Regions from separate parts of the Mus musculus genome. Here region 1 is linked to region 2. The links are chromatin loops, found by intact Hi-C in ENCODE. Cell type or tissue: gastrocnemius. All regions are shown on one strand. Links, peaks and the distances in the headings refer to the core of each region. The heading gives the core; the rest is flanking DNA.

What was found. Hi-C counts contacts between places; a loop is a spot of excess contacts. Peaks named below come from ENCODE experiments on the same cell type or tissue, not always from the same donor. Only the 100,000 strongest peaks of a DNase experiment are listed, where the experiment ranks them.
Region 1: a loop joins it to region 2, with 4 times the contacts of the local background. A loop is called at or near these places in 24 of 42 quality-filtered maps.

What each region holds. Positions count from the first base shown.
Region 1 is chr14:20,874,087-20,879,571 of GRCm38, reverse strand. No RefSeq gene overlaps it. Among named protein-coding and RNA genes, the nearest start is that of Gm30212, 12 kb to the left of the region's middle. In gastrocnemius, for the core only: no CTCF peak of the experiment used is centred there; no DNase peak of the experiment used is centred there; H3K27ac peaks cover 84 bases.
Region 2 is chr14:20,763,708-20,769,192 of GRCm38, reverse strand. Camk2g (calcium/calmodulin-dependent protein kinase II gamma) reads left to right here. Exons shown (of 21, transcript NM_001360186.1): 6 at 2,968-3,040; 7 at 3,179-3,281; 8 at 3,714-3,797; 9 at 4,238-4,332; 10 at 4,925-5,047. Among named protein-coding and RNA genes, the nearest start is that of Camk2g, 28 kb to the left of the region's middle. In gastrocnemius, for the core only: no CTCF peak of the experiment used is centred there; a DNase peak (open chromatin) is centred at 3,077; H3K4me3 peaks cover 1,003 bases; H3K27ac peaks cover 3,982 bases.

The DNA of each region.
Region 1 (5,485 bases), core at 885-4,884, 110 kb before region 2:
TTGAACTTGCAACTCAGTTGTATTCTGAACTTAAAGCGTCTTTAAAATTTGAAGTCTGTTTCTAAAAAGCCTACAAGCCATATGTAGTATTCTAATTATTTATTTTACGTCCATGTGCTTTCGGAATTTCTTACAGTGTGCGTTACTTTTATAATTAAAAAGTACTAAAGGAACTGGGGTTGTTTCTCAGGGGTAGTACAGTTGCCAAGCATACATGATACCCTGGGTTTAATCCCCAGGACCAAGGGAGAAAGAAAAGGGGTGCCAGACATGATGGCTGTCTTAGTTACTTGTCGGTTGATATGATAAAATACTCTGACAATGGGAACTTAAGGAAGAAAGGTTTGTTCAGCTCACAGATCTAGGGTACTGTTCATCATGGTGGGGGAGTCACACCTCAGGAGCTTGAGGGAGCTGCTCATATTGCATCCATGTCGGGAAGCAGAGAATAATAAATGGATATGTTCATTTCACTTTCTCCCCTTCATACAATCTGGGATTCCAGCCCAGAAAAGAGCTCCACCTGCCTTGGGTAGATCTTCCTCCCGCAGTTCTGATGATTCCACACAAGTGCGGCCAGAAATCCCTCACTCGGGTGAGTCTTGGTCTCACCAAGCTGACAGTTGAGATTAACCATCACAGTGGCACATGCCTATTTCCTGAAAGGCCATGGCAAGAGGATTGTGAGTTTAAGAGCAGCCTGAGATACACAAAAAGAGCCAGTCTCAACTACTCCCCCCCCCAAAAAAAACCCCAAAGCAAACAAATAAAACAAACAAATAAAAATCAAAACAAACAAAACAAGAAATACTAAAGATCAAGAAAAAAAGGAAAAAGCCAGGCATAGTGCTACATGCCTTTAGTCCAGCACTTGAGAGGTTGAAGCAGAAAGGCAATTCTAAGTTTAAGGCTAGCCTGGTCAACATTATTTTAAGATAGCCAGGGCTATAGAGTGAGATCCTGTAGAAGAAGAAAAGGAGGAAGGGGGAGGAAGAGGAGGAAGAAGAGGAAGAGGGGGAAGAAGAGGAGGAAGAGGAGGAGGAAAATCAAGACACTTTTTATAGTCCATTTTGAATATTCAAATATATACATAGAAACAGGCTAATAATGCTTGCCAGCCAACAATTGCACATGCCTTCCCCTGAACACTTGGAAGTTGACTTTTTCACCCACACAGTCTTTGTGCTACCTTAAAATGCCCTAAAGAGGCACGGAGAATTTGTGATGGTGTTTGTGGTGCTTTGAAATATGGATCCAAATGTTTCATAGCCACCGCTTACTCTAATCGCTAAGAGGCACTTCAGAAGACCTGCCAGTAACTGTCTGTGTGAGATTTTTTTGTTTGGTTGGTTTTTGTTTTTTGAGACAGGGTTTCTCTGTGTAGCCCTGGCTGTCCTGGAACTCACTTTGTAGACCAGGCTGGCCTTGAACTCAGAAATGTGAGATTTTTAATACTTGTATTTATTTATTCGAGAGGTGGCATGCTATGGAACATGTTTTGGGGTCAGAGAAAAACTTAGAGGAGTTGTTTCTTTCTTTGGCCCTTGTGTCCTGGGGATCCAAGTCACATCATCAGGCCTGGCAGCAAGGACCTTTACCCGCTGAGCCATTTTGCCATCTCCAATGTGAAACTTTTGTGTGCTAATTTTGTTTCTTGTTGTGTTTTTTGGTTTTTTTTTTTTTTTTTGAGGGGGTGGGGTTTTTTTTGGTTTTTTGTTTTGTTTTGTTTTTTGGTTTTTTTTGACACAGGGTTTCTCTGTATAGTTCTGGCTGTCCTGGAACTCACTTTGTAGATCAAGCTGGACTCGAACTCAGAAATCCACCTGCCTCTGCCTCTGCCTCTGCCTCTGCCTCTGCCTCTGCCTCTGCCTCTGCCTCTGCCTCTGCCTCTGCCTCTGCCTCTGCCTCTGCCTCTGCCTCTGCCTCTGCCTCTGCCTCTGCCTCTGCCTCTGCCTCTGCCTCCCATTGGGTTCTTTTTTTGTGGGGAGGGTGTTGTGGTTTATGTAGCCCTGGCTGTCATGAACCTTACTCTGTAGATCAAGTTGGTCTTGAATTTACAGAGGTTACCTGCTCCTGCCTCTCAAGTGGCGGGATCAAAGGTGTACACCACCATACCCACCTTCTGTGAGATTTTTGAGGGCAGTTTTTCTCCTGTGCTACAGAGACGCAAAGTTTCCTTCCTTCTTCCTTTCTTTCCTTCGTTTTGTTTTGTTTTGTTTTGTTTTGTTTTGTCTTCTTTCTTAAAATAAAGTCTCTCTATGTAGCCCATGCTGGCCGGAAAGACAGAGATTCACGTCTCTGCCTCTCAAGTACTGGGATTAAAGCACAAAGATAAATTTCTTTAGCTCATGGTAACATCATGCCCATCGTTAGTAGGTATCACTCCTGGTTTCCTGGTTTGTGACCTTGCTTATCCTTCTCCCTAACCCATAAGATATGTACATATATAATGTGTAAATCCTTTGGGTATATAGGCACTCCAAAAAAAAAAAAGCCATAGTACAGTTTAATGAATAGATATGACTTTAGCCTCTGTAACTAGTATTATACCATAGCTGACTGCTATATGAAACTGCTGTGTGTGTGTGTGTGTGTGTGTGTGTGTGTGTGTGTGTGTATTCAGACACTTTACTTTTCTGCTTCTCCGGTGAACACCAACCTGTTTCCATATCTACCCCTCTGATGAATACGCTTGCTCATGTGCCGTGTATGAGATTGCTGGCTCGTTAGGCATATGTATGTTTAAATTCATGAAATATAGTCAGATGGCATCCAGAATAGCTTTACAAGCCTTCACTGACACTCCTGGTTCCTTTTCCCTCACATCCTTGCCACACTCGGTGGATTACCTGTCACGTCTTACTTTGCTGTGACCCTATCGGTACAAAGTGATAATAACTTGTTTTCATTATTATTGTCGTTGCTTTGTGCTGGGAATTAAGCCCTTGGACTCACATACAGTAATCATGTATTCTTCTATTGTGTAAGACCTCATAACTTAATTTACATTGCTTAAAGTGCTCTAAGATTGAGCATCCATTGAAGTGGAAATTTCTGGTTTCTTTAACAACTCAGTTGTGGCATGTGATGTTCTTCAGGAAGCTGTCTTGTGAGAGGGCATGCACGCGCCACAACTGAGTTATTAAAGAAACCAGAGATCTCCATTTCAGTCCATCTTTCCATGTTTGTCAGCTACTCTCATCACTTAAGTTTTTAATCCTTTCTTTTCTGCTTGAGGTAGAGTCTCTTGTACCCTAGGGTGGACTCGGTTTACTGGTAGATGAAGATGATCTTGGCTTTCTAATCCTTTTGCCTCGACTTCCCCATTCTGGGATTACAGAGGCGTGGGAGTCAGACTCAGGGCTTCCCGAACACTAGGCAAGCACTCTGTTAACTGAGCTCCATCTCTCGTCCCGTTGTCAGCCGTTTGGATTTCTAATTTTAATTTACTACTATATTTGTTGCTCAATTTTAATCAGATTTCTGGTCCTTTTCTTCAATGTGCAGGAATTCGTTGAACATTCAAGATATTAATCCTAAGATAATGCAAGGTATACTATAATATATTGCATATAATAATATATTAATTCTAAGAAAATATAATAAGATAAGATATTGCAAATATCTTATCCCAAATGCACGTCATGTGATTGTTACAAAACTCCAGAGAGTAAGTGTATGTGGTGGCACACACCTTAGTCCCAGGACTCAGGAATCAGAGGTAGGTGATCTATGTGAGTTCAAGACCATCCTGGTCTACAAAGCAAGTTCCTGGACAGACAGAGCAACACAGAGAAACCCTGTCTCAAAAAAACAAACAAAAACAAAAACAAAAACAAAAACCATCCAGAGAGGGGTACTTCGTGGGAGGAGTGGTGCTCATGGTGTGGCACAGATATCTGATGGGATTTTTGGAGATGCTGCAAAGATTTTTTTTTAAGATTTATTTATTTACTATATATAAGTACACTGTAGCTGTCTTCAGACACACCAGAAGAAGGCGCCAGATCTCATTACAGATGGTTGTGAGCCACCATGTGGTTGCTGGGATTTGAACTCAGGACCTCTGGAAAAGCAGTCAGTGTTCTTAACCGCTGAGCCATCTCTCCAGCCCAAGATTTATTTTTTTTAAAGATGTGTGGTTTTGTCCTATAATGAATTAAGCTATATATTTGATTTAAGTCCTCTTCTGCATATTGGGAGATAGTTCAGTCATTGGCATGCCTGTTGTACAAGCAGGAGGACCTGCTCTCCAGTTAGACAAAAGACCAGGCCTAGTGATGAGCATTTGGAATCCCAATGCTGAGTAGACAGAGACAGGAAGATCCTGGAAACTCACTGGGTAGCCAGTCTACCTCAGTCAGGAAGTCTCAGGCTCCAATGGGAGACTGTCTCAGAGGTGATGCTGAGGAGTGATACTGAAGTTGGACTGTGGCCTCTGCACACACCTTCACATACCTTCACACACCTGCACACACACACACACACACACACACACACACACACACACACACACACATACACCAGTATTCAGGATCTATAGCATGTATTAACCAATTCACCCTATATTGATAGAATGCTTGCCCAGAATTCATTCGGTCTTAAGTTTGTTCCCTAGTGCCTCAGGAACAATTTTCTACTACTTATCTGATAATGAGTCCGAATTTATTTTTCAAATAAATCCACTTTGTTCATCAGTCAAAGCGGACCTAATTCTTAGACATACACTGCTTCCTAAAGATACTTTTGTTTGCTTATTTATTTATTTGTTTGTTCGTTTGTTTATTTATTTATTGCCGCTCTGCCTTTTCTCTTTCTTATCCATCAATAAAGTGGCCACACTCCTATTGGATCCAAAACCAAGCAAGGGCTTGTGGCATCAATCCTCTAGGGATAATTTAGGCACATGGGCAGAGGAAGGTATGCTTTCAGGAGCTTTGCAATTTGTTTCATGGACCTTAGAGGTTAGTTCTGCCACCATTGCTGACAGGCTCAGAGCAACACTAAGGAAGAAGGAATGAAAGAAGGGAGGGAGGGAAGGAGAGAGGGAGGGAGGAAGGGAGGCAGAGTAGGCAAACAAGACTAGCAAGTTGGTATCCACGTTATTCCCAAACTGGGTAACCTTAAGGTCCCAGAGCTTCACACACTAGTGCTCTTTGACTGTATAAAACTAAACCGTGTTTAGGACTCTGCAAGCTCTAGACTAGAAAAAGAACTGCTTGTTGCGCAGTTTAGAGCTTCCATTTTCAATAATGAAAGGAATTGTAATGTTGGAGGAGGTTGGGGTGAAGGGCAAAGCAAGCTGTGCCAGTACAAACTGTTTTGCTTGTAATGACTAAAACTTCTGCCTTGGTGATATCAGCCTTCAAAGACCTATCTCTTTCCCCAATAACTTGATACCAGCTTCGGTCAAAGCACCCGCCACAGCAGCTGCACTAAGCCACGGGCTCCCTGTGTTATTTTTATCTCAGAAGCTCACTGGGAC
Region 2 (5,485 bases), core at 903-4,902:
GATCAGAGATAGGGGAAGCATCATTTTTTTTCCTGAAGGGTATAAAACTGGAGAGCTTCCTTGGGATCCTTCAGCCTTTGTCACTTTGTCACCTTACCATCATGACCATCAGCGTAAGGGAGTGTTTTCCACCTAAGCCAGTGGCTCTTGTGTGACAGCACAGTCTACCTGCATCGAGGTGCTCAAGTGCCATTAGGCCTGCTTTGCCCACCTTCTCCCTTCCCCATCATAGCCTGATTGTTGTTATCCTGCCTACAGCTTCTCTGGCTCAGGCTGCCTCTAGAGAGGAGGGGAGTGCCGCTTCCTCATGAATTTCTCAACCCTGAACAGCCGATGTTTGCTGATCAACTTCAGATGCCTCAGCCTGGGAAAAAAATTCTCAAGTGGAGAGATGAATTCCAGTGCCAGCAGGGGAGGACCAGGCTGTGGGTGGGAGGAGGCAGCGATAGCCCAGGGAGCTTGGGGGTGGGAGGACTGTACCAGTGGGCTTGGCCTGGCTCTGCTGGGACACTTCACACTTTTGCCATTTTTGGCCAGAAGGCTCTCCCTGCTAGCCGGGCTCTGTTCTAATTATACATTTCTGTGGAGACTCGCCTCTGAAGCTCAGTCTTAAAGTTCCTTTGGCAAACTATTGGGTTCTCTGCTGTAGGAGGCCCTGAGCCTCAGTGTCCAAGTCTGATGACATCCATTGACCCTTTGACTCTCATAGGACCCCCAGTACCAGATTTCAGAGAAACAAACTGTAAGTGCAGGCTCCGTAGGCTGGCACACCTGGATCTTCTGCAGGTCTGCCCTGCACACCTGGTGGAGGCTGCTGACTGGGCACGTACCCACGTACCAGTGTTCTTCAGCCTCAGTTGGCACAGATAATTTTTTTGTTACAAAGGTCTCTCCTATGTACGAAGAGAACTTAGACGCATATCAGTCAGCAGAGTCCCCCCGTTCCAAGTTGTGCCAACCACAGTTATTTCCAGACATTGCCAGATGTCTCGTGAAGGGCACACTCACCCTCCGAGTGAGTGGAAACTGCTCTGGAGTACTCACACCTGCCACCAGGAGTCTACCTATAGGACTAGCAGGAGCGTTTGCAAGGTGAACAGTCTGCTTTCATAAACAGGACCAACATGTGGTTCTGAGCTAGGTTGGCTTTTTTCTGTACAAAAGCATCAGAAACGCTATGTAGACATCCTATTTAAGGGCCCTCTTAAACATAATCTTTCTGGAAGGAATCTATGGGCTTCTCTTACCTCCCTACTAGTTGAGAAACTTTAGAGCAGTTAATATCTTAGGTAGTACAAGAAAGAAAACACTGTTAAGAGTCACACAGTAAATGTTTGAACAAGTGAAGGCTGTGCCCACCAGCTGTCTTCCCAAGATACGGCATAAGCCCCTCCTCTATGAAAAAGTGCGCTGGGCGGTGGTGGTGCACACCTTTAATCTCAGCACTCGGGAGGCAGAGGCAGGTGGATTTCTGCGTTCGAGGCCAGCCTGGTCTACAGAGTGAGTTCCAAGACAGCCAGGCCTACACAGAGAAACCCTGTCTCGAAAAAAAAAACCAAAAAACAAAACAAAACAAAAAATGTCTGCTTCTGAGGAAAGAGGAGGAAAGGGTTAGAGGTTCTCGCCTTCCTTAGGAATATTCAGCATCTTTCCATTCCTAGAAAACAAATTCCAGTCCTTGCCTTAAGGCTTTGTCACCCTAGAAAGCCCACATAACTTTACCTCATTTTCCATCCCTGTGGAGAGTCTTGATGAGGAGGGAAGAGAGCTCTTAGCTGAGTGTCACACATCTATAATCCCAGTGGTCCTGAAGCTGAGGCAGGAGGATCATGAATTCAAGGCCAGCCTGGGTCACAAAAGGTTACAGGCCAGCTTATGCTACATAGCAGGAAGACTTCAAAACAGGAAAAGGAAAGGAAGGAAGGGAGGAAGGAAGGAAGAAAAAGGAACCTTTATATACTGTTGGTATTGTAATTAGTATAGCCATTTTTGGAAAACAGTATGGATGTTTCTCAGAAAAACTAAAAATAGAAGTACCATATGATCCAGCAATCCCACTACTGGGTAAATACCCAATGAAATTAAAATCAGGATGTTAAATGTCTGTACACCCACGTTCATTGCAGCATTATTCACAATAACCAAGATATGGAAACAACCTGAATGTCCATTAGCAGATGAATGGATTAAAAAAAGAGTAGTGTATACTACTGAGCCTTAAAAAGGCCGGGAAATTCTATCACTTATGACAGGATAGGTGAGCCTGGATGACGTTATGTTCAGTGAGACAAGCCAGGCACAGGAAGACAAATACCACATGATCTTACTTACATGTGGAATCTAAAAAGGATGCCCTCGTGAGGGAAAGAGGAATAGTGGTTAGCAGAAGCCAGAGTAGGTGGGTGTAGGTGAGGAAAGAGAGGTGGTGGTCAGATAGGGGGATGGATTCCTGCATTGTAGTTAAGCACAGCAGGTGATTCGAGTTAGTAATGTTGGTGGTTTGGTTTGGTTTGGTTTGGTTTGGTTTGGTTTGGTTTAGCTTTTTCAAGACCAGGTTTCTTTATGTAGCCCTGGCTGTTCTGGAACTCACTCTGTAAACCAGGCTGGCCTCGAACTCAGAAATCCGCCTGCCTTTGTCTCCTGAGTGCTGGGATTAAAGGTGTGCGCCACCTACACCTGGCAAGGTTTTAAAACGTACAAAAAAAAAAAAGGATTTTTAATGTTCTCACTAGAAAGAATAAGCATTTGAGGTGAGGTATATGGTGATGTGCTTGTAGCAGAATCTCCCATTGTCCCTCAGAAGTCAGTAGTTATTTTTCAATTAAAAAATAAAAGCAAAATAGGTTGAGCTAGATAACATTTAAAGCCCAGGGTTCTAGCTTGTATTTCGGTGAGTGTAGTCCGCACAGGCAGTCGTCGGTGAGGTGGTTTAGCCCTGCACTGACATCGCTTGTGCTGTCCTTTCAGCCACTGTATACATCAGATCCTGGAGAGTGTTAACCACATCCACCAGCATGACATCGTCCACCGGGATCTGAAGGTACTCAACCGGGCTGACTACTTGTGACTCGTTGGCGCCCCCTGGTGCTAGATAGTGGCGCTGTGAGCCCAAAGTAGGCTCCCTTTGGGCTCCAGGGTGGATGCCTCCCTCATAAGGTTCTCTTTGTTCCTTCTGCAGCCTGAGAACTTGCTGCTGGCGAGTAAATGCAAGGGTGCTGCGGTCAAGCTAGCTGATTTTGGCCTGGCCATCGAAGTACAGGGAGAGCAGCAGGCTTGGTTTGGTAAGGGTGACCCTGTCTTCCGAGAATGCAGCCTCCACCCTTCCTCCTTTTCCTGGTCTGCCTTCCTCTTTCAGAACTAGAAGTCAGGCCTTTAATGGTCCTGGCCTTTTCAGAAAGTGGAGGAGGGTGCCCCCCCAGGTCCCTCCTCGCCCTCATGACTCATTACAGTGGGTCTGGCTGCTGTCAGCACTGCATTCTTATTGCCTCTGGGGAGGTGTTTGAGTTCCTGGTAGGCACAAGTACTTGCCCTCTGATTTAGATTCCAGGCACTGCACGTAGCCCAGCCTGTCATCTTTTGCGGCCTCGGTACTGAGTCAAAGCTTATATAGTAAAAGCAACCAGCATTAGGAGGGCTTTGGAGGGAATTACAGATGTGGCCTTACTGGGAGAGAAAGCGGGTTCAGTTTGGCTCTGCCCTCTCTTCTGCTACAGGTTTTGCCGGCACCCCAGGTTACTTGTCCCCTGAGGTCTTGAGGAAAGATCCCTATGGAAAACCTGTGGACATCTGGGCCTGCGGTAAGCCCATTCCATACCCTCGGCTCTTTGGTGTTCTGGGCCCTTGGCTTCCTGTGATGACAAGAAAAAGAGGCATTACACCCATCCCTTCTGGGTTCCACGGTGCCTGCTGTATGTGAAATCATGGTGTTGTTTGTTCTCCTTCCCTTGGGAGAGCTGTTCCTGTCATGCTTACTTCCCAAGTGACTTCCTGTATTATATTGTATCCTTCTTGGAGAAGGGCTCGTCCACACCTTAGAGGATAGACTAAAGAAGTCTCTGACATGGCTTGGTGCCGTAAGGAGTGAGGCACAACAGGAGGGATGGCATTATCTACTGGCGTCCACCTTTAACTCTGGCCCAGCCTTGCCCTTCTGGGTGGTTCTGAGCCCTGCATGGCCTTTCTTGGTTCCTCAGGGGTAGGTGAGTGACCCCAGTGACCTGTGTGTTCTGTCTCGCAGGGGTCATCCTGTATATCCTCCTGGTGGGCTACCCTCCCTTCTGGGATGAGGATCAGCACAAGCTGTATCAGCAGATCAAAGCTGGAGCCTACGATGTAAGGATGGGGTTCTGAGAGCTGAGCAGTCACTCCTGGAAGGACAGAGTCCCTGCCCCTAAGGGTCTGTCCAAGGGAGTAGTGATATTGTCACTTGATAACAGGGCATCAGGGGACTTTGAGGACCCAAGGATGGGCATACAGGACTCAATTCTTGCCACCTTATATACAGGGAACAGGTTTTGTTTTTTTTTTTTAAATGCTCCTGTTAGCTATAAAATTAAGGAACTCAATGAAGCTCTTTGGTCTGTTTCCACAAAGAATGGGGAAACTACGTGGCATGTTATATTACAGAGGGAGAATTTTAGAGGCTTCTCCACTGTTTTGGAACCTTGGGCACATTGCAAAACCTGTTTTCTCCTTAGTAAAAAGAGAAAGGTGAAGCAGAAAATGTCAGTTCCCTTCCTTCACCGACATGATACATGGACACCCTTACACTTATCATTCTGTCTTCTTTGAGTTGGCACAGCATACCCACTCTTGGGTACCACAAAGTATCTCAGTTGTAAGAGCTGGAATGAAGTCGGGTTACATTTCAGGGTAGAAGGCTCACAAATTTCCTGTCTCCCTTTTCCCTGTTCCCGCTCCTCAGTTCCCATCACCAGAATGGGACACAGTCACTCCTGAAGCTAAGAACTTGATCAACCAGATGCTGACCATAAACCCTGCAAAGCGCATCACGGCCGACCAGGCTCTCAAGCACCCATGGGTCTGTGTAAGTGTCTTTTCCCAGGCCTTGGAGATTGGGTGTGGCAGCCCTGGGGCACTCCTTGAACTTCTCTAAGGAGGATTCAGGAGGAGGGCTGGGGAGGTGTGAGTGGAGGCCAGGGTCAGGAAATGTCATCAGGGGGACTTGGGAGTTAAAAAGTGCTCATAGGTCTTCACTTGTCTCTCGCGCTTGTTGTGAGGCTGTGGTTTGGGTCTGTTGCTGGATTGGAAGAGGTAGTTAATGGTGGAAAACAGCTGATACCCCAGTGTGGAGTCCCAAGCTTGGGGTATATGTGGGCCTCAACTCTGACAAGGACCCAGTGAATGAACAAAGGCGGGAGGCTCTTGAAGCTCAGCATGAGGCCGGCTCTCAGCTGAGTGCTGAGGAGCCCCTCCTAGGCCCTCAGTGCAGGCTGATACACTGTTTCCATCCGTGGTTCTATCA